2 separate regions of the Homo sapiens genome follow, and region 2 is linked to region 1. Evidence: read pairs that join two places in POLR2A ChIA-PET (ENCODE). Cell type or tissue: GM12878. All regions are shown on one strand. Links, peaks and the distances in the headings refer to the core of each region. The heading gives the core; the rest is flanking DNA.

The links. ChIA-PET counts read pairs that join two places held together with the same protein. Peaks named below come from ENCODE experiments on the same cell type or tissue, not always from the same donor. Only the 100,000 strongest peaks of a DNase experiment are listed, where the experiment ranks them.
Region 2: POLR2A ChIA-PET joins it to region 1 with 13 read pairs; 1 of 35 experiments calls an interaction of 5 or more read pairs at or near these places.

Annotation. Positions count from the first base shown.
Region 1 is chr1:11,808,425-11,824,484 of GRCh38, reverse strand. It overlaps CLCN6 (chloride voltage-gated channel 6), which reads right to left. Exons shown (of 23, transcript NM_001286.5): 3 at 8,574-8,639; 4 at 7,805-7,870; 5 at 4,931-4,997; 6 at 1,684-1,790; 7 at 652-778. Among named protein-coding and RNA genes, the nearest start is that of CLCN6, 10 kb to the right of the region's middle. In GM12878, for the core only: no CTCF peak of the experiment used is centred there; a DNase peak (open chromatin) is centred at 9,309; H3K4me3 peaks cover 1,125 bases; H3K27ac peaks cover 1,895 bases.
Region 2 is chr1:11,368,598-11,384,657 of GRCh38, reverse strand. It overlaps LOC105376740 (a long non-coding RNA gene), which reads right to left and starts at 12,969. Exons shown (of 4, transcript XR_946959.3): 1 at 12,872-12,969; 2 at 11,579-11,905; 3 at 8,617-8,763; 4 at 7,122-7,371. RefSeq lists enhancers at 10,999-11,498, 11,499-12,000. In GM12878, for the core only: no CTCF peak of the experiment used is centred there; a DNase peak (open chromatin) is centred at 8,686.

The DNA of each region.
Region 1 (16,060 bases), core at 7,049-12,048:
TGGGCAGGGTGAAAAAGGAAAGACCAACAGTCAGTGCAGAAACGCCCCTGGGTCAGGAGACCTTGGCTACAAAAACCTTCCTCGTGACAACTGAACAGAGATGATCCTAAGACTTTATAAGAGAAAGAGCCAAATTCCCACCAAATAAGCTCCATTTCAAGTCTTGCTAGAAGAGAAAACACTCTACATTCTAAATTGTGTGTCAGCAAATGAGAGCCTGTGAGCCCAGACCACCAGCTCCCTCCTGGTTTTACACGGCCTGAGAACTAAGACTGGCTTTTACGTTCTTAAATGCACACATGTAAATAGTTACATAAACATCTACATAAGAGCTTCCATTCTGATTCTTGGCCCACAAAGCCTTAAATATTTACTATCTGGCTGTTGACACAAAAAGCTTGCTAATTTTGACAAAAGCTAATTCCACAAGCTAAATTCCAAATCCCAAAACTGAAGAGTGTGTTTGTCAGGTATCTGAATGGTAACATACGAACAGTGTCTGCATTTAAAAACAGCCCATCAACAAAAAGTGCAGACATCAGCTGTTTGAGGCTGGGCCCTGCAGTCCAAATCTAATAACTGAAATACATCATGCTTCTTGTCGTCTCTGCCCTTTGAGTATTTGAAGGATACAAGTTGGACCCTTCTTACCTCCAGCCACACTGAACAGCACTCCAAGGACCTTGCAGAGCAGGGTCCGGAGACGGACGATTCCTGGCACCTTTACGCCATTCAGATAGCATTTGACCTCGGGTATCCCGGAACCTGCTGCCACCGGCTGATGGAGGAGAGCAGGCACACCCATAACTCGAAATCCATTGGTTCTCTGGCTTACCCTCAACAATCTGGGCGGCGGAAGAGGGAGAGCTGGCCACCTTCATTAGCAGCGTGAGCGTCACCTGGAGGGCTTGCAGAACCACAGCTGCTGGGCCCCACTCCAGAGGATCTGACTCAGGAGGTCTGAGGGGCAATGGGAGGACTTGCACTTTTTTTTCTTTTTTTTTTTTGAGGTAGAGTTTCACTCTTGTTGCCCAGGCTGGAGTGCAATGGCACAATCTCCACTCATTGCAACCTCCGCCTTCTGGGTTCCAGCAATTCCCCTGCCTCAGTCGCCCGAGTAGCTGGGATTACAGGCATGCGCCACCACGCCCGGCTAATTTTGTATTTTTACCGGCTAATTTTGTATTTTTACTAGAGACAGGGTTTCTCTACACTGGTCAGAATGGTCTCAAACTCCCGATCTTAGGTGATCTGCCCGCCTTGGCCTCCCAAAGTGGCCAGACTTGCACTTTTTAAAGAAAAATAATTTCCACTTTTATTTTAGGTTCAGGGATTGCATGTACAGGTATGTTACGAGGGTATATTGCATGATGCTGAGGTTTGGGACATGAATGATCCTGTCACCCAGGTAGTGCGCATGGCACCCAACAGTTTTGTTTTCAGCCCTTTCCCCCTTTTTTCCTCCCCCCAGAATCTGTACAAGTTCCCTGTGAATGAGCATCACCTGGGAGGCCTTTCTTCTTTAATCTCACCAGAGGTGAAACCTTTACCTTTAGTGAACAAGAGGCCACTTTCTGCAGGAATCTGCATTCTCAGTTTCCTGACATTCTGGAAGGAGGTGGGGAAAAGGAGTGCGGGACTCTAAAACCTCCTAAGCGAGCAGGTGAATCCAAACCACCTCACCTCAATGAGAACAAGGAGGCTTGCCAGGAAGACAAAGGTGAGGTTAAAACCCAGGAGTTCAAGGAGAGACAGAGCGAGGCAGCCTTTCTGGCTGCACTCCTCCACCGCTGCGGAAACTGGGTTAAGGAAACTTGTTCATCAGCCGAGGGGTGTCCCCGTCATCACTTGAGAGGGTGCAGCTGCTTCTCCTTTGGATCATGCTGGCTGCTGAGTGCACTTTTTCTCTATATATAAAAATTTTTTAAAAACTGCCTGAGATGACTGGGTGCAATGGCTCATGCCTGTAATCCCAACACTTTGGGAGGCTGAGGCAGGAGGATCACTTGAGCCTAAGAGTTGGAGGCCAGCCTGGGCAATGTAGTGAGACCATGTCGCTACAAAAAGTACAAAAGGTATATGCCTATGGTCCCAGCTACTCAAGAAGCTGAGGTGGGAGGATCGCTTGAGCCTGGGAGGCTGAGGCTGCAGTGAGCTGTCATTGCACCACTGCATTCCAGCCTAGGCAACAGTGTGAGGCCTCATCTCTTAAAAAAAAGAAAAAATTGTTTGAGATGCCTTTGACATTAGGAAATACTTCAAACATTACAAAAAGTAACGAATACCCATACCCTCACAACTGTAGCTTTAACAAATCTCAACAACATGCCATATATGCTCCAGGTATTTTTAAAAAAGAAAACATTCAGTACCATTTTAAGAAACAAAACAAAACAAAAAAAAAAACAGTTTTCCTTCCTCTCTCCCCTGGGAGAAACCACTAACCTGAAATTATTGTGTGTATTTCAAAAGTGTCCACACTGTTGTACACGGCACTTGTATATTCTGTAACTTGCTCTTTTTTTCTCAACATTAAGTCTTTGAGAATTAGCCATGTTGATACACACAACTCTGTGGTTCGTTCACTTTCACTTGTCTAAAATTTTTATTTTACAATCTACAGAAATGACATGATGTCTAAAATGATACCATATGAATGTACCATAATTTTTCCATTCTCCCATTTGGTGACTCCAGCTTTTTGCTATCATAAAGCTATAATTACCACCTTTGTACATGTCTACGGTTCAAATTTCTAAGAGGAATGTATGAGTCACAGGAATGTGCACCTTCCTTTTTCTAGAGGTTTACTGGCCAGTTTTTCTCTTTTGAGAATTCCAGTTCACATCCTTTGCTCGTTTTCCTTCCATTGGACCATCTGTTGTTTTTCTGATTGAGTTGCAGGAGTTCTTCCTGTATTATTTGTTCTGAATCAGAGTCTCATTCTGTCACCCAGGCTGGAGTACAGTGTTGCAATCTCGGCTCACTGCAACCTCCGCCTCCTGGGTTCAAGTGATTCTCCTGCCTCTGCCTCCCAAGTATCTGGACTAAAGGTGCACACCACCACACTCAGCTCAATTTGTATTTTTAGTAGAGACAGGGTTTCACCATGTTGGCCAGGCTGGTCTTGAACTCCTGACCTCAAGTGATCCGCCTGCCTCGGCCTCCCAAAGTGCTGGGATTACAGGCGTCAGCCACCGCGCCCAGCCTCTTCCTGTATTCTGGATACTAATTATCTGCCTCTTAAATGCATAGTAAATAACCTCTCTCAGGCTGTGGACTTGTTTTCACTTTATTTATGGTGTTTTATTGTTGTTATTTGGAGTTTTTGTCTTTATAAATACAATATGTACTTTGATGTGGTCAAATTTATTGATTTTGTTTGTTTTTTTTTTTTGTTGTTGTTTTTTGAGACAGTTTTGCTCTCATTGCCCAGGCTGGAGTGCAATGGCGCGATCTCGGCTCACTGCAGCCTCTGTCTCCCGGGTTCAAGCGATTCTCCCACCTCAGCCTTCCAAGTAGCTGGGATTACAGGCACCCGCCACCATGCCCAGCTAATTTTTTGTACTTTTAGTAGAGATGGGGTTTTGTCATGTTAGCCAGGCTGGCCTTGAACTCCTGACCTCAGGTGATCTGCCTGCCTCGGCCTCCCAAAGTCCTGAGATTACAGGCATGAGCCACTGCACCCAGCCATTGATGTTTTTGTTTGTTTGTTTTTGAGACGGAGTCTTGCTCTGTCACCCAGGCTGGAGTGCAGTGGCGTGATCTTGGCTTACTGCAAGCTCCGCCTCCCAGGTTCATGCCATTCTCCTGCCTCAGCCTCCCCAGCATCTGGGACTACAGGCGCACACCGCCACGCCCAGCTAATTTTTTTGTATTTTTAGTAGAGACGGGGTTTCACCGTGTTAGCCAGGATGGTCTCAATCTCCTGACCTTGTGATCCGCCTGCCTCTGCCTCCCAAAATGCTGGGATTACAGGCGTGAGCCACTGTGTCCGGCCCCATTGATGTTTTTTCTTATAGTCTGTGCCTTCTGGAGTTTTAAGAAATTATTCCCCACTCTTGACAACATATAGTCTCCCGAAGTTTTGTTCTGCATATTTACATCTTCATCTGGAATTTATCTTATTTATAGTATGAAATAGGAATATAACTATTTTTCCATATGGATCACCCATGTCCCAGCATCATTTTTTTTAAGACAGGGTCTTGCTATGCTGCCCAGGCACAGTCATGGTGCATTACAGCCTCAAACTCCTGGGCTCACCTCCTAAGTAGCTGGGACTACAGAGATGTGTATCTTTTATTTATTAAATAACACAGCGTCTTTTATTAAATCATTCATCACTCCCTCACTGATTTGTAATATTAACTGTCATTCACCAAAGTTCCATGTATGTGAGGACCAGCTTCTGCTTCTCTATCATTTTCCACTGTCTAGGTATTCCTGCACCAATATGACCAATTTCAATGACTGTATCTTAAATTTTATGACTTTTTTTTCCCTAACTCCCCAAACTTGTTAATTTTATAAGACTTGATATCTGACAGGGTCAAGTCCACCTTCTTGTCATTTAGAACTATACTGACTGCTTTTGGCCCTTTACTCTTCTACACAAATTTACAAAGAATTTCTGAGTTCCACAACAAATTCTATTGGAATTTTGATTGGAACTACATTAAATTTACAGATTAGGGAGTACAGGCATCTTTGCGGCATCTGTAATCTTATCAACCACAAACATAGGTATATGTCTTTGCTTATTAAAGTCCTTCTTTTGTGTCCTTCAGTGATCATTAGAAATATTAAAGCTGAATAGCTAATAAGCGGCCCTTCTAATACTATGCTTACTGTTAGACCCATTTCTATGTAAGAAAGAATCTTGGTGACCACTGAAGTCCACGAACACCAGGAACCGTGAAAAGGATACATGTCTGTACCACTCCGAACTTGAGTTGGGTGAAGAGTCGCACAAAAAAGTCCACAAAGAGACCCACCTGTGAAGAGCAAGAGATCTGTCACACAGCCTTATTTCCAAGTGTAGCACAAGTATAGTACAGGTGTGCTCCTCTTGAAGGCATCTCCTCCCCCACTGCACATACGGAGGCTGCTCACCAGCCAGCAGTACGTGAATGCACAGCAGAAAAGCGCAGAAGGAGGAGATCCCTTCTCCAGCCCAGTCCCACTGCCCCTCCAAAGAACAAAGGCAGAGAGTACAGCTAAGTTGAGTGAAGCAACGGAAAACAAAGAGGGAAGCAGGTGCAGAAAAAGATGTGAGACCAAGAAAGACTACTGACACAGGGGTGTCTACTCTTTTGGCTTCCCTGGACCACACTGGAAGAAGAATTGTCTTTGGCCACACATAAAATACACTAATGACAGCTGATGAGCTAAGAAAAGAAAAACTCAGAAAAATCTCATAAATGTTTTTAAAAGGTATATGAATCTGTGTTGGGCCATGGGTTGGACAAGCTTGCTTTAAAACACAACATTCATTTAGGTGTATGTGCTTTTTGCATGTTCCTTATTAGCAGGTTCTATTTTGTAAGTCATTATTTTGACTTGAAATCATCTTTTTTTGAGATGGGGTCTTGCTATATTGCCTAGGCTGGCCTTGAACTCCAGGGTTTAAGAGATCCTCCTGCCTCAGCCTCCCAGGTAGCTGGGATTACAGGCACACCCCACTGTGCCAGGCTTGACTTATAACCATCTTATAGTCCATAGTTACTCTGGGTAGAGAAAACAACCAAATTCCAGTATTCCACTCTCCAAAGTGCTCAGGGCTTAAAGGAGAACTAGAAAGACTTCTAATTTTATGGATTCAGGATCAAAGCTTCTTGCCTTTAACTCTGGCCTTCCCTCAAGCCAATGCCTGGAGGCTTTTTGATACTGAAGCCATAAAGTGGCCACACATCAATGGACAAGAGTTGGGAGTGCTATGTCATAAAGGCAGGTGTGCCTTCCTAAAATACAAAGGTAGGAGGTAAAGTTGCTTCAGCTTGAGTAACACTTATCTGAAATGCTTGGGACCAGAAGTGTTTTGGATTTCAGATTTTTTTTTCGAATATCTACATTATACTGATTAAACATCCCAAATCCAAAAATTTGAAATCCAAAATCTGAATGCGCCAATGAGTATTTCCTGAGAATCGTGTCAGCATTCAAAAAGTTTTGGATTTTGGAGCATTTTGGATTTTCTGATAAGGAACACTCAACCTGTAGTACTGACAAGTGGCAGCTCCAAAGAGTTTGATATAAAAGTAGCACAAACACTAACAACTAGAGGCCTAAGGACTATGCTTATTATAGAGAAATCTGCAACCAGAAACATATATAGCAAAATAAATACCCTGAGATTTCTTTTTTTTAATTTTTTTTTTATTTTTAAGGAGACAGGGTCTCCCTACGTTGCCCAGGCTGGTCTCAAACTCCTGGGCTCAAGCAGTCCTCCTGTCTCGGCCTCTCAAAATGCTGGGATTACAGGTGTGAGCCACCGTCCCTGGCCCAACACCCTGAGATTTAAATAAAACAATAAATCAACCCAAGTTTCCCCAAAATGGTATCCATCAGAATATCACTGAAGAGGGCTTCTGAATGCCATCAGTCTTACCTAGTAAGATGTTCCTTTACTTGTGGATTTACTATAGTAAAAATTTGATGCATGCCATGAAAATAAAAATTGTGGTTGGCCCCTGTGGCTATATTATACCGAACACATGTGTACATTTTCTAGGCATATCATGTCAAATTAAGTAGGAGGCTTGTGGCCAGTTCAAGATAAAGGTGGTCAACAGGCTGTTACTGAGGACAGATACCCTATCCCAACACTGTACTGACCGGAATCAGATTTGACATGGATCTTTTTGACTGATGCTGATTTTTCCAGCTTCTCTTCCTCATATTTAACAATGTGAAGTCGGCAGTTTTGGTTCCAGACTTTTTGCTATCCTCATCTTTGGCCATGTTTCCAATCTTGCCTTGTCTTTGATTCACCTGTGAAGTTGCTGCCTCCACCAACTCTGTTCATACGGGCATATCCCTTCACTCACAGCTGCTGGCTCTATCTTCTAGATAACATTAACGACGTACGGGGAGGAGCCCAGGATAGCACCATAAACTCCCTGCATGAGATCAATAGCTATGGTGTGCCACCCTGTTCACTGGCACGCTGTGCTAAATGAAGGGCACGATGTTCACAGTTCCGTACCCACGACTTCGCTTTTTCCCTAAAGAGCGATCTCATGCCTGCCTAGAGTCCTAACCACTCGGGAGGCTGAGGTAGGAGGATCACCCAAGCCCAGAAGGTCGAGGCTGCAGTGAACTGTGATTACGCCACTGTGCTCCAGCCAGGGTGACAAAGCGAGACCCTGTCTCTATTTAAATTAAAAGAAAAAAAAAAGTAACTTTAACTTCCATTATTTACTCTACCCAATGCATTATCTACCCATTAGGGAGACATCTAGTTTACTAGGTAGATTAGAGATTATGATCCATAATCATATCATAAAAGATAAAGTCCTGCCCAAACCTTTGAGCGCTTCAAGAGCACCATTGTCATGTGTCTCGCTTTCATTTCACAAAGCAAAAGCAGGGGAAGTGTGAAAAACTGTGCCAGGATTATTCATTTAAAAAAAAAAAAGGGAAAAAAGAAAAGGCACTCTTGATTATAATGACAAGTGTTATTGCATTATAATGTTATAAATGTTATAATGACAAATGACAATGTTATTCACCAGGCCAGGGCTTTCCCTGTAAGCCCCTCCAGCCCTATGGCCCACCATCCCTCCAGGCCCTGCCTCCTCACCAGGCCAGTGCAGACTCCAATGGCAAACACCACCATCCACTTCACCGCCTCATATCTTCGACCTTTCTGTTCACACAGGAAAAGAATGATTCAGTTTACAGGGTTATGGTGGCAGAGGGGAAGAAATACATCTTGGCCAACCAGTTTTAAGCTAAATTCCACGTGGAGAGCAGGCACAGTAAAGATGATGTTGGGATTTCAGGTGCTTTACAGTGCAAAAATGATGGACTCTTAAGAGGCTGGGCAAGGTGCACTGACAGGGGGAACTCTGGTTGGCAGGATAAAGGCCTAGGGAATAAATGCCAACATAGGCCTACCTTGCAGATAGCATGGGTTTGGTTCTAGACCACCACAATAAAGCAAATATCACAATAAAGTGAGTCACACGAGTGTTTTGGTTACCCAGTGCATATAAAAGTGATGTTTACACTATACTGAGGTCTATAAAGTGTGTAATAGCATTATGCCTACAAAAATGTACCTACCTTAATTAAAAAATACTTTATGGCTAAAAAATGCAAACAAAATGCATGCTATTGGAAAAATGGCACCTTGCTCAACACAGGGTTGCCACCAACCTCCAGTTTGTAAAACCTGCAGTACCTGCGAGGTGAAATAAAGCAAAGCGCATAAAGTGAGGTCTGCCTGTATCGCATGAAAAGGTTCAAAAAACAAGGTGTAAAGATGTTTACTGGGGCCTTTAGAAGAGAAAAAAAATGCCATGTTAAGACTGATTTGATCCCCAGAGATGAAGAATTGTAAGACCCACCTTATTATCCATGGTCTCCAAAACTTCCAGGTAAGGGTCATTGATACAGCGATCATAATCCAAACTCTGAAAAGAGGCAAAGTTGAGTCAAAAGGTCATGTCAGGTGAGAAGACCTGCAAAGGGACAAACCTCTGGGTTCCTGCTACTCAACGTGTGGATGGGCAGAGCAGTGGTACCTGCAGCACCCAGGAGGAGCTGGTTCAAAATGCAGAATCTGGCTGGGTGCGGTGGCTCATGCCTATAATCCCAGCACTTTGGGAGGTCAAGGCAGGTGGATCACCTGAGGTCAGGAGTTCAAGACCAGTCTAGCCAACATGGTGAAACCCTGTCTCTACTAAAAATACAAAATTAGCCAGGCATGGTGGCGCGCACCTGTAGTCCCAGCTACTTTGGAGGCTGAGGCAGGAGAATCACTGGAACCTGGGAGGTGGAGGTTGTGGTGAGCCGAGATCGCACCACTGCACTCCAGCCTGGGTGACACAGCGAGACTCCGTTTCAAAAACAAACACAAAAACAAAATGCAGAATCTTAGACTCCTGCAGCCCTGCAGCCCCAGATGACTCAGATGCACATTAAAATTTGAGTGGTGTTGCTTTAGGTTCATACTTCATGCTTTAGGAGAAGTTTTAAATTACCTATTTTTAAACTTCCTGTTTTGGCAAAATATTTAAAGACCTTCAGCTATCATCAGCCTTATGAAACTTACTCCATTAGATATGAACAAAAGTTTCAGTTAGCCAGAACCAAATTAATTTAGAATGTCAATTAGTTATAATTATCTTTTGTAGTTAGTGTCTATGGAAATGAGGTTAGTCACAAGACAAACTAACATGGAAAGTATTTTTAAAAGCAACTTCCACTTTTTTTTTTTTTTTTTTGAGACGGAGTCTCGCTCTGTCGCCCAGGCTGGAGTGCAGTGGCGCAATCTCAGCTCACTGCAAGCTCCGCCTCCCGGGTTCACACCATTCTCCTGCCTCAGCCTCCTGAGTAGCTGGGACTACAGGCGCCTGCCAACACGCCCGGCTAATTTTTTTGTATTTTTAGTAGAGACGGGATTTCACCGTGTTAGCCAGGATGGTCTCGATCTCCTGACCTCGTGATCCGCCCTCCTCAGCCTCCCAAAGTGCTGGGATTACAGGCATGAGCCACTGCGCCTGGCCAACTTCCACTTTATGTTAGGAAGAGGCACAGATTCAGCTTGGCTCTCGGCTCCTAAAACTTCTACATCTGAAGCAGCATCCTTTACAACATGCATCACAAAACACAGAAATCCTGCAAGCAACTTGCAGGTATGCCACAGACATTTAGAGAAACAATTCAAAGGAAATCATTTTAGTTGTCTTGTTAGAGAAGCAGCAGTCTGGGCTGGGTGCAGTGGCTCACACCTGTAATCCCAGCACTTTGGGAGGCTGAGGCAGGAGGATCACTTGAGGCCAGAAGTTCGAGACCAGCCTAGGCAAGATGGTGAAACCCCATCTCTACTAAAAATACAAGTTAGCTGGGAGTGGTGGAGCACGCCTGTAATCCCAGCTACTCGGGAGGCTAGGGCAGGAGAGCTGCTTGAACCTAGGAGGCGGAGGTTGCAGTGAGCCAGCCAAGATCATGCCACTGCACTCCAGCCTGGGCAACAAAGTGAGACACTCTCAAAAAAAAAAAAAAAAAAGACGCAGCAGTTTGGCAACAAAGAAAAATAATGGTCGGCCATCAGCTCTCCTTCCCACAACCTGTTCCTACCCACATCAGCTGGACATTGGCTGGGTGGCAGCCACACTCCCAGACAATAGTTTCAAGTCAGCCAAACACATGTGATGAGTGACAATTTATTCTATCTATATGACTACCTAGAGTTAGTCCAAATTCTTTTTTTATGAGTCCTGGAGTACCAACAAGTGACTGAGTAAATCAATTATACATCCAAATATAGTAAACTATACACCAATAAAATGATTATAGTTAAGTCTATATAGAAAGATATGGAAAATCTCCAAAAATTATTCAGCAAAAGAGCAAGATGCAATTAAAAAATAAAAATAAAGCAGGATGGAGAATTAAAAGTATAATATCCCTTTTTGATTAAACAAAATTAGGATTATTTGTACGTCAGCATTCATAATGGGAAAACATCCGTGAGGTAGTGCTTAAGGAGATATTTGTTTCTGGGTGTTGTCTGAAATTCTCATAGCACAAATGGTGTGCTTTTTTATATTTTAAAAAATGATCGGCTGGGCGTGATGGCTCACGTCTGTAATTCCAGCAGTTTGGGAGGCCGAGATAGGTGGATCACTTGAGGCCAAGAGTTTGAGACCAGCCCGGCCAACATGGCGAAACCCCGTCTCTACCAAAAATACACAAATTAGGTGGGTGTGGTGGCACACACTTGTAATCCCAGCTACTAGGGTGGCTGAGGCAGGAGAATCGCTTGAACCCAGGAGGCAGAGGCTGCAGTGAGCCGAGATTGTGCTACTGCACTCCAGCCTAGGCGACAGAGTGAGACTCGGTCTCAAAAAAAAAAAAAAAATCTTTTTTACTGATCAGAAAAGAAACACAGTGATGAAAAAAGTACTTTTAGAAACTAGACTCATCCATAAGTGATTAAACATATATGCACCTACATATGTATTGTAGCGGCCAAGAGGAAAAGCTTCCCCTTTCACTCTCTAAAGGTCTGCTGAAAGTGAACCGACAAAAGGCAGATTAATGGGAGCAAAGGCATCCACTTATTTAACATGCATTGCACAGGGGAACTGCAGAATGATTACCCAATAATGCCAGCGAGGTACAGACGCTTCTATACTCTTCTTCACAGGGGAAGGGGAGATAGGGATGTGGGAGGAAATAATTCTTAGTGGGGAATGAATGGATCTGGGAAGCAGATATCATCTTGTGAATGATTCTCTTTGGAAATTGTATGGGACAGTGAACAAACAACGGTTGGGACAGTTTGTCCAGGCTCTAGGTATGTTGTTTGGTCTTCAGTCTCCTCTGTAAGATGAGTTTTAATGTTCCCTGGTTAATGACATTTCAGGAAAGGGATCAAAGACAACTGTGTTCCTCTCTGGTAGGTCCAGTTTCTAGGTAGATAAGGGAACGGCAGAGAAGAGCCTCATCCTGTGCTTTGGGAGAGACAAAGTGTGAGGGTGGAGAGTTCAGCATATCAAAGCACCATATTTCCAGGTATCATTTTCTGAGCCCCAACAATACACACACACACACACACACACACACACACACACACACACACACACAAACATACTTTGTCTTTTTTTTTTTTTGAGCCGTGGTATCTTTTGTTTGCTAATGAGATGAGTGGCGGCTGGGGGCCCTTAGATGGCTTCAGAAAAGGGGCTGGTCACCAGAAAGACCAAGGCAGGATTAGCGGGGTGGGACACCCATCCCTCCAGGGAGGAGACCGAAGCTGAAGGTTAAGCTGATCACCAAGGGCTGGTGATGTAATCAATCATGACTGCATAAAAAAGCTTCCATAAAACTCCAAAATGACAAGGTTCAGAGAGCTTCCAGACAGCTGAACCGTTTGGAGGTTCCTGGAGGGTAGCGTGCCTGGAGAGGGCATGAAAGCTCCGTGCCCCCTCCCACGTTCCTTGAATCTCTCCATCTGGCTGTTCTTCTGTATCCTTTATGATATCCTTTATTAATAAACTAGCAAATGTAAGTAGCATTTCTGTGTTTTCTGACCCGCTCTAGCAAGTTAACCAAACTCAAGGAGGGAGTCCTGTGAACCTTCAATTCACTGCCAGCTGCTGAGAAATGCAGGTGACAACCTACTACTTTTTTTTTTTGAGATGGGGTCTTTCTCTGTCACCCAGCATGGAGTGCAGTGGCATAATCTCGGTTCACTGCAACCTCCAACTCCTGGGCTTAAGCCATCCTCCCACCTCAGCCTCCTGAGTAGTGGGGAAACAACCTCCACATATCGGTGTTAGCAGTGTTCCGCGAGTGGTGCCTGAGAGCAGAGGAGAAACAATACCCTTGCCTTCATCCAAAATATGTATGGAAATTACTGGTCAAGTACTTCATTGATGGTTCCATCTAATAATGATATGGTTCCGTAAACATTTAGAAGGTTTTTAGATATCTAGAATAGGCAAATAGACAGAAAGGAGATCACTGGTTGCCTGGAGTCAGGGGCAAGGAGAACAGGCAGTGGCTGCTAATGAGTGCAGGGTTTCCTCTCAGGTGATGAAAATATTCTAAAATTGACTGTAGGAATTAGCTGGGCGCAGTGGCTCACGTCTGTAATCCCAGCACTTTGGGAGGCCAAGGCGGGCGGATCACCCGAGGCCAGGAGTTCAAGACCAGCCTGACCAACATGGAGAAGCCTCGTCTCTACTAAAAATACAAAATTAGCCGGGTGTGGTGGCAGACGCCTGTAATCCCAGCTACTTGGGAGGCTGAGGCAGGAGAATCACTTGAACCCGGGAGGCAGAGGTTGCAGTGAGCTGAGATCACAACATTGCACTCTTGCCTGGGCAACAAGAGCGAAACTCCGTCTCAAAAAAAAAAAAAAATTGACTGTAGGAATGGTTGTACAACTCTGTGAATATACTAATTTTTAAAACCCCATTGAATTGTACACTCTACATGGGTGAACTGAATAGTATGCCAATTATAGTGCAATAAAACTGCTAAGAAGGGCATTTAGAAACAACCGCAACGCTAGAACACCAGAATCCCTTTTTTTTTTGTCAGGGTCTCGCTCTGTCACCCAGGCTGGAGTGCAGTGGCGTGATCACAGCTCTCTGCAACCTCCGTCTCCTGGGCTCAAGCAATTCACCTGCTTCGATCTCCTGAGTAGGGGGGACCACAGGTTAGCCACCACACCTCGTTAATTTTTTCGTATTTGTTGTTGAGATGGAGTCTCGCCATGTTGCCCAGGCTGGTATGAAGTCCTGGGCTCAAGTGATCCACCTGCCTCAGCCTCCTAAAGTGTGGGGGTAACAGGTGTGGGCCACTGCACCCGGCCCCCTGCTAATTTTGAACAAATTTTTTTGTAGGAACAAAGTCTCACTTTATTGCCCAGGATGGTCTTGAACTCCTGGCTTTAAGCGATCCTCCTGCCTTGGCCTCCCAAAGTGCTGAGCATATAGGCGTGAGCCACTGTGCCACGCTTCTTTTTTTTTTAAATAAATTAGTTGAGTTTGGCCCTTTGTAAATATGTACCAATGGAATATATGAGCTATTATTAAAACCAGATACTGTTACTTCTCCTTTGCTATGACTAACTTTTTATTTCTGCAGTATATGTTGCTCTTTGGTTTAGGGGACTAACAACTTTTTAAAAAAATAAAATGTTATCTGTGTCTTGCAGGGCTGTTACAGGGGGTTACGAGCAAAATGGCACCTGGCCGGGAGGGAGGTGGGGGCTGAACCAGCCCCAATTCAACCAGGAAGGGGCATCTTAGTGTTCACACCAAAACCACCTTCAACTGGTTGTGAGCTAGGGGTGCTGCTATGGCCAGTGGGGGAGGCCTTTAATTCTAAGTCTTACGTTCTGAGTGTGCCTCTTTCTAATTCAAAGGTACAATATAAATAGACTGTGTGACCTGCATGAAAACATTCCTGTTTGCAATGGCACATCTCACAGAAAGTTACCATTTTTCAAACCACCTATAATGAGAATGGATGTCAAAATGGGATTCTAACATTTTGTAAGACCCTAAATTTATCAAATAAAGAGTCAAATATGTGCAATGAACTCTTCCTGAGACAGGAAGAAGGGGCACTTTTTAGAAAGATATTCAACAGAAGGGTTTTCTAGTTGACTGACTATCAAGGTAGAGAAAACCCTATAACTCCATTCATTAAAATATGACTATTAATACCTTACTAAATATCCTTCTACATCCTTACCCACGTTTTTATACACATGCTTTTAACACGTGTTTTAAATAACAAAAATGAGATTCCACTAAATCAACTATTTTAACCTGTCCCACTCACTCCCCTCTTTATTATACTTTTTGTGTCAAGTTGATTTATTTATTGAATAAATAAAATCCAGACTTTTCTGTTTAAGTGCCTGAATTTGTTCTTACACAAAGCAAGTGCTCTCAAGAAGCTCATTCTTGAAGATGGTTGAGAAATATCAATGACCAATATCAAAAGAACATTAACCCATGAAATGTACATGAATATGGCCACGCGTGGTGGCTCACGCTTGTAATCCCAGTACTTTGGGAGGCTGAGGTGGGTGGATCACCTGAGGTCAGGAGTTCAAGACCAGCCTGACCAACATGGTGAAACCCCATCTCTACTAAAAATACAAAACTTAGCCAGGCATGGTGGTGTATGCATGTAGTCCCAGCTACTTGGGAGGCTGAGGTAGGAGAACAGCTTGAACTCAGAGGCGGGGGTGGAGGTCGCAGTGATCCAAGACCGTACCACTGCATTCCAGCCTGGGCGACAGAGTGAGACTCTGTCTCAAACAATGACAAGAACAACAAAAATTTACATGAATATGCATATCAGCTGAAGGCAAGCACATTACAAATGTAAGTACAATTTAGTAGAAGGGGTGAGGGAGCCTGGGTGTCAATGGGGAAGCCTTGGTGAGCTCCTAGAAGTAGGATGAAGGCTGTGAGACAGTCTCAGTCCTGGTGATACAGTCAGGATGATGTAACAGGGTTCAGTGAGGGAGTGCAAGGTGACAGAACAATATGGAGTATCTTATACTAATTCCTGCAAACTTCTCAACTATGTACAAGAAAACAAATACTTACGAAACAGAAGAAAATGGCCAGGTATAGTGGCTCATACCTGTAATCCCAGCACTCTGGGAGACCGAAGCAGTATCACCTGAGGTCAGGAGTTCGAGACCAGCCTGGCCAACATGGTGAAACCCTATCTCTACTAAAAATACAAAAATTAGCCGGGCATGGTGGTGGGCGCCTGTAATCCCATCTACTCGGGAGGCTGGGGCAGAAGAACCGCTTGAACCTAGGGTGGGGTGGAGGTTGCAGTGAGCTGAGATCGAGCCATTGCACTCCAACCTGGGCACTAAGAGTGAGACTCCATCTCAAATTTAAAAAAAAGAAAAAAAAAGAAATAGAACAAAACACAGCAGTGGATACAGTGCTTTTTGGTTCATTCAAAGCAGTCCCATCAGAGTAGCATATTAAACTATACAAACGGCTCCAAATGGCAAAATCTAGACAGTAGAAAATCCCAGGTCCTAATTATGTTGTCAAATAACTTACAAAAAAAAAAAAAAGATGAAGGAAGAAGCTACAGATTAAAAGAGATTTAACAGATTTATCAAACAAATAAAAAAGGACTTTTGGAACCTAATTCAAATAAAGTTAAAATACATATGACATTTACAAGAAAACTGGAAAATCTGGACAGTAGATATTTGATATCAAGAAATTCCTAATTTTTTAGATGTGGTAATAGTATTGGGTTATGCTTTTTAAAAGTCCTTATCCATTAGAGATGCATATAGAATTATGGGTGAAATAATATGATGTAC
Region 2 (16,060 bases), core at 5,595-10,594, 440 kb after region 1:
TCTTCCCTGCCTTCATTGTGTAACAGCAATCCTACCTTCTCCTGCCAGTTGCTCAGGGACAGTAATTCCTGCCAGTACAGTGACTCCTTCCCTCGTCCCATGGCCTTTTGGTCCAAGGAATCTGAAATGACCAGGTGGCAGATGTGGGTTAAAGTTTGGGGGAGCTCTTACTCTATACCCTGGTGAAGCGTTCCCCATCTGGAAACCAGAGCAGATCTTCAGACGCACAAAGCTTAAAGTTTCAGGGACAGGAAATGAATTTCCTAAATGAGTCACTGAGGATGACAGTGAGTGATGGCTCTGTTACTTTCACCCCTTAGCTTCCAGACCACGTGTTTTACCTACTGCAGACACAACACCATAGAATAGTATGGTCATTCATTTGGGGTGTGCTCTGTGTTCTGGGGGATGACTCTCCATGCTCACAGGGTGTCATGTCGAAGCTGTCTGTACCAGGCTGAGCAGACGCTCCACCGCTATCAAGACCCAGAAGCACACTAAAGCTATTTTTCGAATAATGCATGATTTTCCACTACAGATGGCATGGCCTTGTTCCAGAACTCTAGGGATCTATGTTGTTATTCTCCTATTGGGACTTGCCATAAACTCGTAGCGTCTTTTCTCACCACAGATATGTCTGTTATCAACGTCTGCTGGGTCACATGACTCCAGACGTGGGACTTGCTTGTACCACAGCCTGGAGCTGCTGCAGAACCCTCTCCTGCCTTGGGCCCCTCTCAGTGCTGGCAGCCATCCTTGGCACTTGGCAAAATGGGTTGCAGCAGTATTTGTCAAGTGTGGAATATATTGCTTAAAGAACCCAAAAAAGGCCTATAAGATGTTTTGTTTCCTTCTGATGTGTGGGAGGTGCAAGATGCAACAACTTGTGGTTTCCTTTGGAGGAGATGTCCTGGCGTGCCCCAAACCAAACCACTGTACTAAAAATTTCACTGATAGGGAGTCCCCACCTTCCGAAGCATGTCTGTCCTATCAAGGCTTCCAAATCACTTGCCACTTCTTGCCCATCCAGACTAATTAACGTGATGTCATTGATATAATGGGCCAATGTGTCTTATTGATATCACGGACCAGTGTGGACTGGGCGCAGTGGCTCATGCCTGTAATCCTAACACTTTGGGAGGCGAAGTGAAAGGATTGCTTGAGCCCAGGAGTTTGAGACCAGCCTGGACAACATAGCAAGACCCTGTCTCTACAAAAAATAAAAAATTAGCCCGGCATGATGGCACACGCCTATAGTCCCTCAGGAGGCTGAGGTGGGAGGATTGCTTGAGCCCAGAAGGTCAAGGCTGCACTGAGCTGTGTTCACACCACTGCACTCCAGCCTGGGTAAAAAAGAGAGCCTGTCTCAATAATAATAATAATAATGGATCAGTGTGATGTTCTGTGGAATGATGGGATGTTCTGGATCCCTGTAGTCTAAAGTTTCTCCACCTTGGCACTATTCACACTTTGGACCAGATAATTCTTTGTTGTAGGGGCTGTCCCATGCATTGGAAGATGTTTAGCAGTATCTCTGACCTCTACCCACTAGATGCCAATAGCATGTCCCCTCCCAGTTGTGTCAATCAGAAATGTCTCCAGACATTGCCAAATGGCCCAGTGGAGAACCAGTTTCATACTATATTATGACAGAGAGTGGCCAAGTTAGCACACACATGGGCAGAACTGTAGGTGAATGCTGTTCTCCATCCTACGGGATTGCAAACTGCTTCCAACTACCCCTCCTACTAGAAATGGAAGAAGAAGCCACTTGCCAGATCAACAGCCACACGCTGTGTCCCTAAGGCTGTGTTAATCTACCCTAGCAGAGACACTCTATGTAGCACCGCAGCTGCAGGTGAGACTACTGCTTGGTTGTACTAATGAAAGTCTACTCTCAGCCCGGCGCGGTGGCTCGCACCTGTAATCCCAGCACCTTGGGAGGCTGAGGTGGGCAGATCACTTGGGATCAGGAGTTCGAGACCAGCCTGGTCAACCCGGCAAAACCTTGTCTCTACTAAAAATACAAAAATTAGCTGGGCATGGTGGCACATGCTTGTAGTCCCAGCTACTCAGAAGGCTGAGGCAGGAGAATCACTTGAATCCTGGAGGCGGAGGTTGCAGTGAGCAGAAATGGTGCCACTGCATTCCAGCCTGGGTGACAAAGCGAGACTCTGTCTCAAAAGAAAAAAAAAAAAAAGAAAAAGAAAAGAAAAAAAGAAAGTCCACTCTCATCTGCTAGAATTCATCTGAATTTCTTTGTTGTTATGTTGTTGTAAGGACCAAGCTAGTGAATTGGATAAGGATGGGATGAGGATCACCACTCATGCATCTTGGGTCTTTAAAAGTGATGCTAATTTCTGCCATTTCCCCTAAACGGTAATGCTGGGTTTGTTTGTTTTGTTTGTTACTTGATCAGGATGGGGGATAGTTTCAGAGACTTCCATCTGGGCTTCACCACATAGCTTTTAGACCAAAGGGCAAGGAAGAGAGTATGAATTCTGCCAATCATGTGTGCCCATCCCAATTACAAATTCTGGAACTAGGGAACTGGGTGGGTTCATGGATTCAGTGTATCTACTGTGGTCAAAGCTCAGACCAGGATTCTATTGATATTCTGGGTCCCATCTGCTCCTACCCTAACAGGAGGCGATGATGACACTTCAGATCCCTACATATCAACACGTCATGTTGAACCCTTTTTGTTTTTTGTTTTTTGACACGGAGTCTCACTCTGTTGCCCAGGCTGGAGTGCAGTGGTGCGATCTTGGCTCACTGCAAGCTCCACCTCCCGGGTTCACACCATTCTCCTGCTTCAGCCTCCCGAGTAGCTGGGACTACAGGCGCCCACCACCATGCCCGGCTAATTTTTTGTATTTTTAGTAGAGACAGGGTTTCACCATGTTAGCCAGGATGGTCTCCATCTCCTGACCTCGTGATCTGTCTGCCTCGGCCTCCCAAAGTGCTGGGATTACAGGCATGAGCCACCACACCTGGCTAATTTTTTTGTATTTTTAGTAAAGATGGGGTTTCACCATGTTAGCCAGGATGGTCTCGATCTCCTGACCTCGTGATCCATCTGCCTCAGCCTCCCAAAGTGCTGGGATTACAGGCGTGAGCCACCGTGCCCGGCCCATCTTGAACCCTTGAATCTTGTAGCCAGTAATCTTAGAAATGTCTGGTTGTTCCTTTCACCAGGGTACAGTAACTCAAACAAATGGCTGCAGGTTCTTTTGAAGAGGAATGGGGTAACCACTACCATGTACATTTGCCGTGTGTTGCAGGCTGCTGCTTCTTGGGGATCAAGTCTCTCCTTCATTAAATGGGTTCTGGGCCTGAACTCTAGCTCAGTAAGGGATTGTGGGCTTTTGCTAGGGCAGCAGCTTCAGCCATCCTTGAATTCTTTTGGCTGTGTAAATTACATAATACTTGCCAGGCGCAGTGGCTCACGCCTGTAATCCCAGCACTTTCGGAGGCTGAGGCGGGTGGATCACCTGAGGTCGAGAGTTAGAGACTAGCCTGACCAACATGGAGAAACCCCATCTCTACTAAAAATATTTAATTAGCCGGGGGTGGTGGCACAAGCCTGTAATCCCAGCTGCTCAAGGGGCTGAGGCAGGAGAATTGCTTGAACTTGGGAGGTGGAGGTTGCGGTGAGCCAAGATGGCATCATTGCACTCCAGCCTGGGCAACAAGAGTGAAACTCCATCTCAAAAAAAAATTACTTAGTACTCTTTTTGGCTGCCTGTCTATCTTGTCCCTGGGAACACCGTGTTCTAGGAGCCATTTCTATAGCTCTCTGCAGGCTCCCTGCTTGCCACTCTGGCCTTGCTGCTCATTACGATAATTCTGCCCACCTTGCCTGTTATGTTTAAGTTCCACCACTGAGCCTCTATTCTTTCAGGATCCCATCTTCCTTATTGCTCTCAGGGAGCCCGGTCTGTCACAGCACCTCCTCCTGTCAGCCTTGGTTTACAGAGAACAGCACCCTTGAGCGCTACAACCATGTCCTCAGCCCTCTCCCCCGTGCATGGTAAATGGGCAGTCCTCTAGGCTTTCCCAAAGAACACAGTTAGCAAGTCACTTTTCTGGCTTTATGTAGTTATCCATCCTAGCACACCCACTTCCCTAAGGCTTTTTTTTTTTTTTAACAGAGGCTTGCTCTGTAGCCCAGGCTGGAGTGCGGTGGCGTGATATCACCTCACTGCACTCACTGCAACCTCCATCTCCAGGGCTCAAGCTATCCTCCCACTTCAGCCTCCCTAGTAGCTAGGACTACAGGTGCATGCTACAATGCACAACTAATTATTTTTTGTAGAGACGGGGGTCTCGCCATGTTGCCCAGGCTGGTCTCAAACTCCTGGGCTCAAGTGATTCTCCCACCTCTGCTTCCCAAAGTGCTGAGATTATAGGCATGAGCCACCTCGCCCAGCTTATCTGAGTCTTTTGATCCCGTCTTCCACCATCTGCCACAGAAGTTCTGGCACTTCTAGTTCACCTAGTATGAGCCCTTGCTTTTTCCAAGCCTCCAAGAGCCATCCTAACAGTGAGTTAGCACCATCTCCTGGGGTCTTTGCCAGGCGGTTAAATCCTGTATCCTTGGAGGTGGCTCCCACGTTGCTGAACTCTCCCTACCCGACTCCCTCCTCCATTGCCTTTGATCCCAGCACCCTCGTGATCCAGTCCCATCCATCCTCTTCTGATGTCTGCCAGTGAACGTTGGCTGGGTCCTGCAGCCTCTCTGTCATCCCTTTATTCTCGTGGTATAACTGAATTCTGTTGTAACTTGACTGAAGATACTGGTCTGGGGGACAGAAAAGGAGGCAGCACAGATAGTCTGGCAAGCCAGAGGACTCTGCATCAGCTTCAAGCAAGGGAGGGTTTTGCTTGCCTTTAACAAGGAGTGAACCACCCTGCAGGCCCAGAGGGTTTCAGAGAATTTAGGGATTCAAGATTTTCAAGTGCAACAACCCAGATGTCCCCATCCGTATGTCATAAATGAGCATCCCTCTTTCCAATCAAGGCTCTGACCTTGGACTAGCAGACTTGCCAGAGTCGAGAATTCAGCCTTCTCTGTAGCTCCACTTATAATTAAGTTGTGGGCCCGATCCTCAGGTTTTTCTGTCTGCGAGCTGCAGAAGATGAGAGTCTCTTGATATATGCTGCCAAGGAGGGCCTCTGGATCTCACACCTCACTTAAATCGGTGATTAATCACCCCAGCTTTACATGGTCTTCTTCCAATGCACTGAAGGCCCCCAGCAATCACTATCTGGTTTTTTTTTCCCTTTTTTACTTTTATTTTTTGAGACAGGGTCTTGCTCTGTCACTCAGGCTGGAGTGCAGTGGTATGCTCACCACCCACTGCAAACTTGACTTCTTGGGCTCAAGCGATCCTCTTTCCTCAGCCTCCCAAGTAGCTGGGACTACAGATGCACGCCACCACCTTGGCACTATTCACATTTTGGGCCACATAATTCTTTGTCGTAGGAGCTGTAGGATTTTTTTTTTTTTTTTTTTTTGAGACAGCGTTTCCCTCTGTCATCCAGGCTGGAGTGCAGTGGCACAGTCTTGGCTCACTGCAACCTCTGCTTCCCGGGTTCAAGTGATTCTCCCTGCCTCAGCCTCCTGAGTAGCTGGGATTACAGGCACCCGCCACCATGCCCAGCTAATTTTTGTATTTTTGGTAGAGATGGGGTTTCACCATGTTGGCCAGGCTGGTCTCCAACTCTTGACCTCAGGTGATCCACCCAGCTTGGTCTCCCAAAGTGCTGGGATGACAGGCACCCGCCACTATGCCCAGTTAATTTTTGTATTTTTAGTAGAGATGGGATTTAGCCATGTTGGCCAGGCTGGTCTCGAACTCCTGACCGCAGGTGATCTGCTTGCCTCGGCCTCCCAAAGTGTTGGGATTACAGGCGTGAGCCACCGCGCCCGGTCGCATCATAGGATTTTTAACAGCATCGCTGACCTCTACCTCCTGGGTACCAATAGCCATGCCATCCCCCTCCCCCACAATTATGACAACAGAAATGTCTTCAGGCATTCTTGGATGGTTTTTCGTTTGTTTAGTTGGTTTGGGTTGGGTTGCGTTTTTTTGTAGAGGCAGGATCTTGCTAGGTTGCCCAGGCTGGTCTTGAACTTCTGCCCTCAAATGATCCTCCCATCGTGGCCTCACAAAGTGCTGGAATTACAGAGGGGTGAGCCACTGTGCCTGGCCAGCAATCACTATCTGACTCCACAGTTTTTATAATGATTACTTCCCCCAAATCTCTCAAATGGCTGAGATATATCTGCCAATGCATTCCCTTCTGTGGATTTTCCATCCCAGTTCACCATGACTGAGAGTTTTAACAACTGCCCTGCTATAGCACAACAGACCCCTACCTCCCAGGGATGGGGGCCTCATTGCTGGACCCAGCAAGTAACGCAACTCAAAAATCCCATTGAAAAATCTGCTTCCCATGACCTCTTCCAATACTAACTGCCTTCCACCAGAACTCAGCGGTAGGGATTTCTGAAAAGGAGAAAAAGAGCAGAATTAGACAGAGGGAGAAATTGAACTGTGATGCGGTGGCTACAAAGGGCCCAGACAATACTGCAGGGAGCCCTGGGGCTCCGATGAACTTTCAGAGCTGTTTCAAATCAAAGAATCCTATTTGATTCTCAAAACAACTTTACAAGGATGGCACTATCATTATCCTCTATCTATAGACGAGGAAACTGAGCTCAGAGAGGTAAGTGACCTGCCCAGGATCACACAGCTTTGAGGGGTTGAGCTGGGATTTCCACCCAGGTCTTTCACTCTCTAAAGATTCCTTCTAGGCTGGGTGCGGTGGCTCACACCTGTCATCCCGGCACTCTGGAGGCTGAAGCAGCAGGATCCTTGAGGCCAGGATTGAGACCAGCCTGGGCAACATAGGGAGATGCTCACTCTACAGGGTATTTTTTAAATTAGCTAGATGTGGTGGCATGCACCTATAGTCCCAGCTACTCAAGAGGCTGAAGCCGGAGGATCACTTGAGCCCAGGAGTCGGAGGCTACAACGAACTGTAATTGTACCACTGCACTCCAGCCTGGGCAACAGTGCAGGACCCTGTCTTGAAATAATAATAATAATAATTTTAATAAAATAACAAATAAAGCTTCCTTCCAACTTGTCCTCCCCAGTCTCCTAGGGCCTCGGAGTTCTCTGTTGGATCCTCTTCATTCGGCTGGCAGAAAACAGGGCGGCAGACGGGATGTTGCGTAGGAGGTGTCACAGGCCAGGTGTGGGCACGCCAGTCATCACTTCTACCCACATTCCGCTGGCCAGAACTCAGCCAAGTGGCCCAAGGTCGCTGTCTACAAGGGAGGCTAGCAATGTAGTCTAGCTGTGTGCCCAGGAGCAAAGGAGAAATGATTTAGTCCAGTCTCAGCCCTGCCCTGAATATGGGAGTGCTGAGAGCCAGCAGAGCAGACAGAGCCCATCTGTTTCATTAATTTGCTGTTTGTTCTTGGGCTGGGGGTGGAGGAATGCCCACAGGAGCTAATTTAGTTGGCAGCAAAAGGGAGTGAGTTGGGAGGTACCCATGGGTTCTGGTTTATCAGCCCAGGCCCAGGGCACATAAGGAGCAGCCATCTCTGAGGAACACCGGGCCTGAAATCCAGGGGTTCAAGTGCACAGATGGACCTGGGAGGTGGAGGCTGCTATTACTCCGTGGAAGGGAGAAGTGAGGCCAGTTGGTGGGTTAGCGGGATTCACCTGCCCCGAGTGAGCCAGCGAGTCCTGAACAGCTCAGGAAAGAGGTCAGGGGTACCTGACAGCCTCCCTTCTTCTAGGAGTTCCTGTGAGGTGTGTGGAGCCAGGCCTCAGCTCACCCCACTGTAGGCTGCATCCAGATGAGGGGGGCCAGGGCTTCAAGAGCAAGCCAGCCATGCTCCCCTGCAGAACTGGGGTAGGAATGGAGTACTAATCTCCTCTCTGCCAGAGCCTCCAAGGCCTCCACCCTGGCATCCCATCTCTCTGTGCATGAAGAATCGTGATCCAATTTATTAAAGGCTCTGAAAAGTCATGCGGACAGGAATCTTGTTTCTCTTGGTTTAACCAGCATTTCCCAGCATTATTTCAAAATGTCAAAATTGGAAAATACTGGTAAGAGTCAAAAGAAGGCCAGGTGCAGTGGCTTACGCCTGTAATCCCAGCACTTTGGGAGGCCGAGGTGGGCAGATCACTTGAGGTCAGGAGTTCGAGACCAGGCTGGCCAACAAGGTGAAACCCCGTCTCTACTAAAAATACAAAAATTAGCCGGATGTGGTGGCACATGCCTGTAATCCTAGCTACTCGGGAGGCTGAGGCAGGATAATTCAACCCGGGAGGCAGAGGTTGCTGTGAGCTGAGATCGCGCCACTACACTCCAGCCTGGACAACAGAGTGAGACTCTGTCTCAAAAAAAAAAAAAAAAAAAAAAAAAAAGAATTAAAAGGAAAAAACCCAGATGTAAGCCTGAATGCCAACCTGAATGCTTGCAAGCTCTGTCCCCTTTGCCAATCTGAGCCTCCAGGAGATGGAGATAATAAAAGGAACTTGCTACCACATGGGACAAGCTTAGGGATTACACAGGATGATGTGTACGCACCTGCCACTTAGCTGGTGGTTTAGAAAATGCAACTCTTCTGCTTCCGCGCTAAGCTCATTCCCCAGGGAATACCCGGCCAACACACATCCATGTGATGTCATCAGAACTTTGCAAGCAGCCACCTTCCACGGATCAGGAGGTTCAATGCTACCAACAACAGGAAGGACCGAGATAGCTCAGAAGCGAGGCTGGAGCTTCTCTCCTCCTCATTATCTTGAAGTCAGAAGTGCAGCTGTCACTCGGCCCCAGCCCCAAGCCCTCTTAACCTGTTCCCATTTCCAGCCTCTTACCCACTTGTAAAGGTGCGGGCTGGAAGCTTGATTCCCTGGGCTCTCCTGGCTCAGGGCCCTGACCACGGCAGCCGCTGAAGATGGCCTGCTGACAGTTTGATTACCGGTGACCTTCAGAGCTGGCTTAGTTAGGAACATGATTTATAACCGAATTATAGGGAATTCTATTGCCGGAGGTCTGGGGGGCTGCAGCAGCCACCTTCCAAGGCAGTCTCCACGCCCCCAGCTGACTTCCCCCAGCAGGGAACAGGTGTATAAGGGGACCAAGAGAATCCAGACCAGCTAGGGGTAAATCAGAACTCTTGCTGTTACTGGCTGTGTGACTGGGCAAGGACCCCAGCTCCTCAGGCTCAGCTCCCTGATTTGCAAAATGGGCATGATCATATAGCCTGCCTCAAAGAGCCGGATGGGATCAAGTGAGATTATACCTAGAAAGTGCTGGCATGGGCCAAGTGCGGTGGCTCACGCCTGTAATCCCAGCACTTTGGAAGGCCAAGGTGGGCGGATCATGAGGTCAGGAGATCGAGACCATCCTGACCAACACGGTGAAACCCATCTCTATTAAAAATACAAAAATTAGCCGGGCATGGTGGTGCATGCCTGTAATCCGAGCTACTCAGGAGACTGAGGCAGGAGCATCACTTGAACCCAGGAGGTGGAGGTTGCAGTGAGTCAAGATCTCGCCACTGCACTCCAGCCTGGGCAACACAGCGGGACTCCATCTCAAAAAACAAAAAGAAAAAGAAAGTGCAGGCATGGATGGTACCTGGCATGGAGCAAAGTGGCGCCTGCATACTCAACCAGTGGGAGTCATTACTACCAGTAAAAGAAGCCGTGACAGGGACAGTCCATCTGCCCCAGAGCTCCTTGGATCAGCCCTGCTCCCTCCTTGTCCTCCCCAGATGGTGACTGATGGGCTTCTGGGAAAACAAACCAAAAAGGCCTTTGGTGGATTCCTCAAGCACAGAATCCATTCGGAGTGATCAGTACCTGGCCAAACTGCTTATGAGTTCTTTTGAATGTCACTCCTGTCCTGACCCGGGGGGACAATGAGTCAGTCCTGTGAACACTGCAGTTAGGTCAGGCAGAGGGAATTTGCACCCCTCGCCCCTCTGGGCAGTTCCAGAGTTCAAGCTTTTGTCTTAGGCCAAACGAAACAAGCCCAAGCAGGCGCTGAAACAGGCAGGTCACCGTGACCCCAATAATTGTCCTTGCCAGGGATAAAAAGTCTTTTGAACTAAGAGTAGCAGCAGCCCCAGGAGCTGAACAGGAAGGAGATTGCACCTGGCCAGAGAGCACTCCCACACACACCACACACCACACACCACACCACACACCACACACACCACACAACACACAAAACACCACACACACCCATCCACACACCACACACACCACACAACACACAACACACCACACCACATACCACTCACCACACCACACACACCCATCCACACAGCACACAACACACCACACAACACACCACACACACCCATCCACACACCACACAACACACAACACACCACACACATCACACACCACACACCACACCACACACCACTCACACCACACACACCCATCCACACAGCACACAACACACCACACAACACACCACACACACCACACACACACCACACACTACACCACACACATCACACACACCCATCCACACAGCACACAACACACCACACAACACACAACACACCACACACACCCACACACCACACACACCACACAACACACAACACACCACACACACCCATCCACATAGCACACAACACACCACACAACACACAAGACAGCACACACACCCATCCACACAACACACACAACACACAACACACCACACACATCCATCCACACACCACACCCATCCACACACACCACACACACCCATCCATACATACACACCACACCCATCCACACGCACACACTACACACACACCACTCACTCTACACACACCACTCACTCTACACACACCACACTCATTCACACACACACCACACACACATTCACACACATCCATCCACATGCACACCAGACTCATACACACACCACACACACATACACACACACATCCATCCACACACACACCCATCCACACACCACACACACACATCCATACACACCACACCCATACACACACACCACACTCATTCATACACACCACACACACACATCCACACACATTTCATACACACACACACATCCACACACACACCACACACTCCACGCACCCATCCACACACACGCATGCACAGGGGAGGAGCTGCTTGGCAGAGGCTTTGCCCCCTGCACCCTCTTCTCCAGAATCCTCCCATAACCTTCCCTGCTTGGGCCTCCCTTGTGGGTCTTTGGAATCCCAGATCTGGCTTGAAGCTGAGGGACTCTGCTTCCTCTGAAAACCCCACAGAGAGTGAGCAGGATAACAGGGAGACAATTCCTCCGTCAGTGTGGCCAGGGCCCACCCGCAGGTTGCCGATGCTACCTTCCCTCACCCACCCTGGACTCGGCTATTCAGAGCCCTTTCACATTCAAGTCTGGCCTGATCCCTGCAGCAGCCCTGCCAGGGAGGTATCAGCATCCATTCACAACGAGCCTGTTGAGGATCAGAAAATGCAACCGCCTGTGTCAGGATCACCCAGCAGGCAGGCCTGGGGCTGCTACTCACATCTGCTCCACTGACTCCCCGTCCAGTGCTCCTTCCAATCCTGCACTGTACACAGGGGGGCCTGTGGAGACAGCTCCAGCGTAGGAGAAGTCGAGCTCTGGGGAGGAGCCCAGGGACCATCGCTTGTCCCAGCCTTCAGGCAGCCTTGCCTGCCACGTTATTTAAAATCTTTGGAGACAGAGAAGGAGCCAGTGGAGGCCAAGGATGAATGCCTGGTTGGCCCTTCCAGAAAGATGAAGATTTCCAAGGTCCTGAGTGGGTTCCAATTCCTCTCTGCTCTTCTTCCAGCATGGTGTCACTTTGCCTTCCAAGACTCCATTTTCTCATCTGTAAAAAGGGATAATATATAAAGAGTGACCAAAAAAAAAAAAAAGACAACCAACCCTATTCAGATTGGTGGGAAGTGTAATTGAGCTATCACCAGGTCAGCTGCAGAAGAGCTGCTCAAGAAATAAAAGCTGTTATTAAACACATTCACAAAAGAGGGTTATTGCATGCTACCTATTTACATTGATCTTTTCTCAACCCAAAATGTAAGCATTCATTAACTGATGCCAAACAAAAATTAGCTGGGCATGGTGGCACGTGCCTGTAATCCCAGCTACTCAGGAGGCTGAGGTAGGAGAATTGCTTGAACCCGGGAGTTGGAGGTTGCAGTGAGCCAAGATCGCACCATTGCACTCCGGCCTGGTGATGAGAGCGAGACTCTGTCTCAAAAATAAAAATAAAACAAACCTGTAAATTTCATGTGGAACCAGATAGGGTGTGTGTAAATAAAGCAGTATACACATTCGTTACCGTGTCAATTTCCCTTTGACATATGTTTTCTTGCTGGGCACGATGGCTCACACCTATAATCCCAGCACTTTGGGAGGCCAAGTCCGGCAGATCTCTTAGCCCAGGAGTTTGAGAACAGCCTGGGCAACAGGTTGAACCCCCATCTCTACCAAAAAAAAAAAAAAAAATTAGCCGGGCATGGTGGTGCACACCAGTAGTCCCAACTACTTGGGAGGCTGAGGTGGGAAGATCGCTTGAGCCTGGGAGGCAGAGGTTGCAGTGAGCCAAGAGCATGCCACTGCACTCCAGCCTGGGTGACAGAGCCAGACCCCATCTCAAAAAAAAAAAAAAGAAAAAGTGGCCAGGCTCAGTGGCTCACGCCTATAATCCCAGCACTTTGGGAGACCAAAGTGAGCAGATCACCTGAGGTCAGGAGTTCAAGACCAGCCTGGCCAACATGGTGAAACCCCATCTCTACTAAAAATACAAAAATTATCCAGTCATGGTGATACACACCTGTAATCCCAGCTACTCGGGAGACTGAGGCAGGAGAATCACTTGAACCCGGGAGGCAGAGGTTGCAATGAGCCGAGATCATGCCACTGCACTCCAGCCTGGAAGACAGAGAGAGACTCTGTGTCAAAAAAAGAAAAAGAAAAAGAAAAAAAAAAGAAAAGAAATACATTTTCTTTACCGTGAGTTCAATAATGACAGGCTAGCTTAGCAGTCCTTTTATTTCTCCTAATTTGACCCTGGCACACCCAGCTACATCTGTCCCAGCCTCCTGTCCAGTCCCCAGCCCGCCCTCACAGGCAGCTGGTGCCCTCCGTTCCTGCCACATGATTCCTGCTCCGGAGAGGTTGAGGCCACTGGCTGTCACCCTGGATTTTATGCTGGATCCCAACCTCATCTCATGAAATCACATTAACAGCCTGGTTTTGAGCATTCCTTTGTGTCAGCCTCTTCTTTTTCTCTTCTTCCCCCTTTTCCTAACCTTTCTCCCAATCCCAAAGAAGATGTTCTTCCTTCTCACCCCACTCTTCATCTGTTTCCTTTGCCAGCTCCTCTTTTGTCACCATTCCTCTCCCCCCACCCCCTCAGGCTGACTCGGCCCTCCACACGCACTCAACGTTTTTATCTTTCAGAGACATCATCCGTCCACCTAGCTTTTTCAGCCTAGCAAAATCAAAAGAAACCTCCATTTTAAAGTTATAAGGAAAGAACTAGCTTCTGAGAGTGGAAGTGACTTCACCAAACGCACACAGCAAATTGATGGCAAAACATAGTTACCCATCAATTCCACCCGGTAATGAGCGGTGATTGCTTAAGAGGAATGGAGTTTCTGTCTGGTGATGAAAAAGTTCTGGAACTGGATGGTGGTGATGGCTGCACGACAGTGTGTATGTATTAAACGCCACTGAATTGTACACTTAAGAATGGTTAAAATGGTAAATTTTATGCTATGTATATTTTGTCACAATAAAATAAAATAAGCCAGGTGCAGTGGCTCACGCCTGTAATCCCAGCACTTTGGGAGACCGAGGAGGGCAGATCACAAGGTCAGGAGATCGAGACCATCCTGGCTAACACGGTGAAACCCCGTCTCTTCTAAAAATACAAAAAATTAGCTGGGCATGGTGGCGTGCGCCTGTAGTCCCAGCTACTCGGGAGGCTGAGGCAGGAGAATGGTGTGAACCCGGGAGGCGGAGCTTGCAGTGAGCCGAGATTGAGCCACTGCACTCCAGCCTGGGCGACAGAGTGAGACTCCATCTCAAAATAAATAAATAAATAAATAAAATAAAATAAATAGCTAGATGACAGCGATGCGTCTACTGATCTTCCGGTAGTTAGACCCACGCCACCTCCTTCCCAGTCCAGAGCTCTGAAATGCACACTCCAGTCATTTGCTGTTGAATCCCGATCCTCATGTCCAGACCTCAGCAGCTACAGTCTTCCACTGAATCATCCACAACCCCAACAACAATGACCATGTATTGAGCAATTCCTCTGCCCTGGGCCAGATGCGGTGCTCGGGGCATTCCGGGCAACCTCTTGCTTAAATTTGGATGCCCCTCTGGCGCAGCCCTCTCTCCTTCGCACCTCCTACTTTTTCGGTAGGCTCATGTCGTCTTTCTTTTCAATATCTGCCCTACTGGCTTCTTCCCTTTGCTGCCAACGACCCCCGCCTCTGCCCCAGCTCACATAAATTCTGCTACAGCCACCCAGTTCCTTCTCCACTTCTGTCTGCCTCCTGCTCTGGGCACCCTACTCAGAGCAATCAGCAAGTCTCAGAGCTGGACAGGACTTTTGCCGGGCACCCTTTTCCGAAGTATAAATACTCTTTACACAACCTAAAAAAAGTGCCTGTGGTGTCAGCTCAGACACATCCAGGAACCTGCAACTGACCGCTCCCCATGCCCTGCAAGTAAAGGCCAAGCTCCTTAGCATGATGTTTGGGGATCAGATGCCTGTCCGCTCCTCCACCCGCCCTCCAGACAGATAACATGCCTTATTGCTGTGTTCCCAATATGTAGCCAGGGCTGGCATTTAACAACTAACTCTGTTTTATTCAACAAGCAGTTATGGACTGCTACTGATGGATATACTGTGGGAACAAAAACGATACAGTCCCTGCCCTCCTAGAGCATAAACTCTAACCAGAGGGCAGATCCACCAGCATAGAAATAGATTCCTAGACATGACAACCATTGATAAATGCTAAGAAGAAAAAGATGGGGATGTTATGAGAGAAATTAATGGGGGAAACTACTTCGTGTAAATGTTTGATGAACTAACAAGCCGAAGAATGAATTCATTAAATCACTGGATCAATGAATGGTGAAGAACTCTGCTCATACAAGAACCAGTTGTAAGCATGAACGCTGGAGCCAGACTGCCTGGGTTTGTGTCCTGGATATAGCACTCACCAGCTGTGTGACCTTGGGCAAGTCACTTAACCTCTCCATGCCTAAACTGCCTCGCTGATAAAGTGTGGGATAACAATAGTATCTCAACTCATAGATTATTAGTCAGTTTTTGGGTGTTTTTTTTTTTTTTTTGAGATGGAGTTTCGCTCTTGTTGCCCAGGCTGGAGTGCAATGGCGTGATCTCGGCTCACTGTAACCTCCACCTCCCAGGTTCAAGTGATTCTCCTGCCTCAGCCTCCTGAGTAGCTGGGATTACAGGTGCATGCCACCATGTCCGGATAATTTTTGTATTTTTAGTAGAGGTGGGGTTTCATCATATTGGTCAGGCTGGTGTCGAACTCCTGACCTCAGGTCATCTGCCCACCTCGGCCTCCCAAAGTGCTGGGATTACAGGTGTGAGCCACCGCGCCCGGCTTTCGGGTTTCTTTTTTTTAATCCATAACAAACAATCTCAAAATCTCAGTGGCTTATAACCTCTGTATTCATTTTCTTTCTCATGGATCTGTGGATCAGCTGTGCCTCTCCAGGGTCTGGCCAGGATCGGACTGGGCCTGGTCCAGTCTTGGCTCCAGGCCACAAGTTGGGTTCAAGGCCACAAGTTGGGTCTCTCTTTCTCACAGAGAATCACAGAATTCTCATAGGAGGGTGAGTCAAATCTACCAAGCACATTAAAATCTTTGCAAGCATCATGCCTCCTAACATATCATTGGCCAAAACAAGTTGCATGGTCAAACCCAATATCAGTAGGGGTGTGTATTAATCTACTTGGGCTGTCATG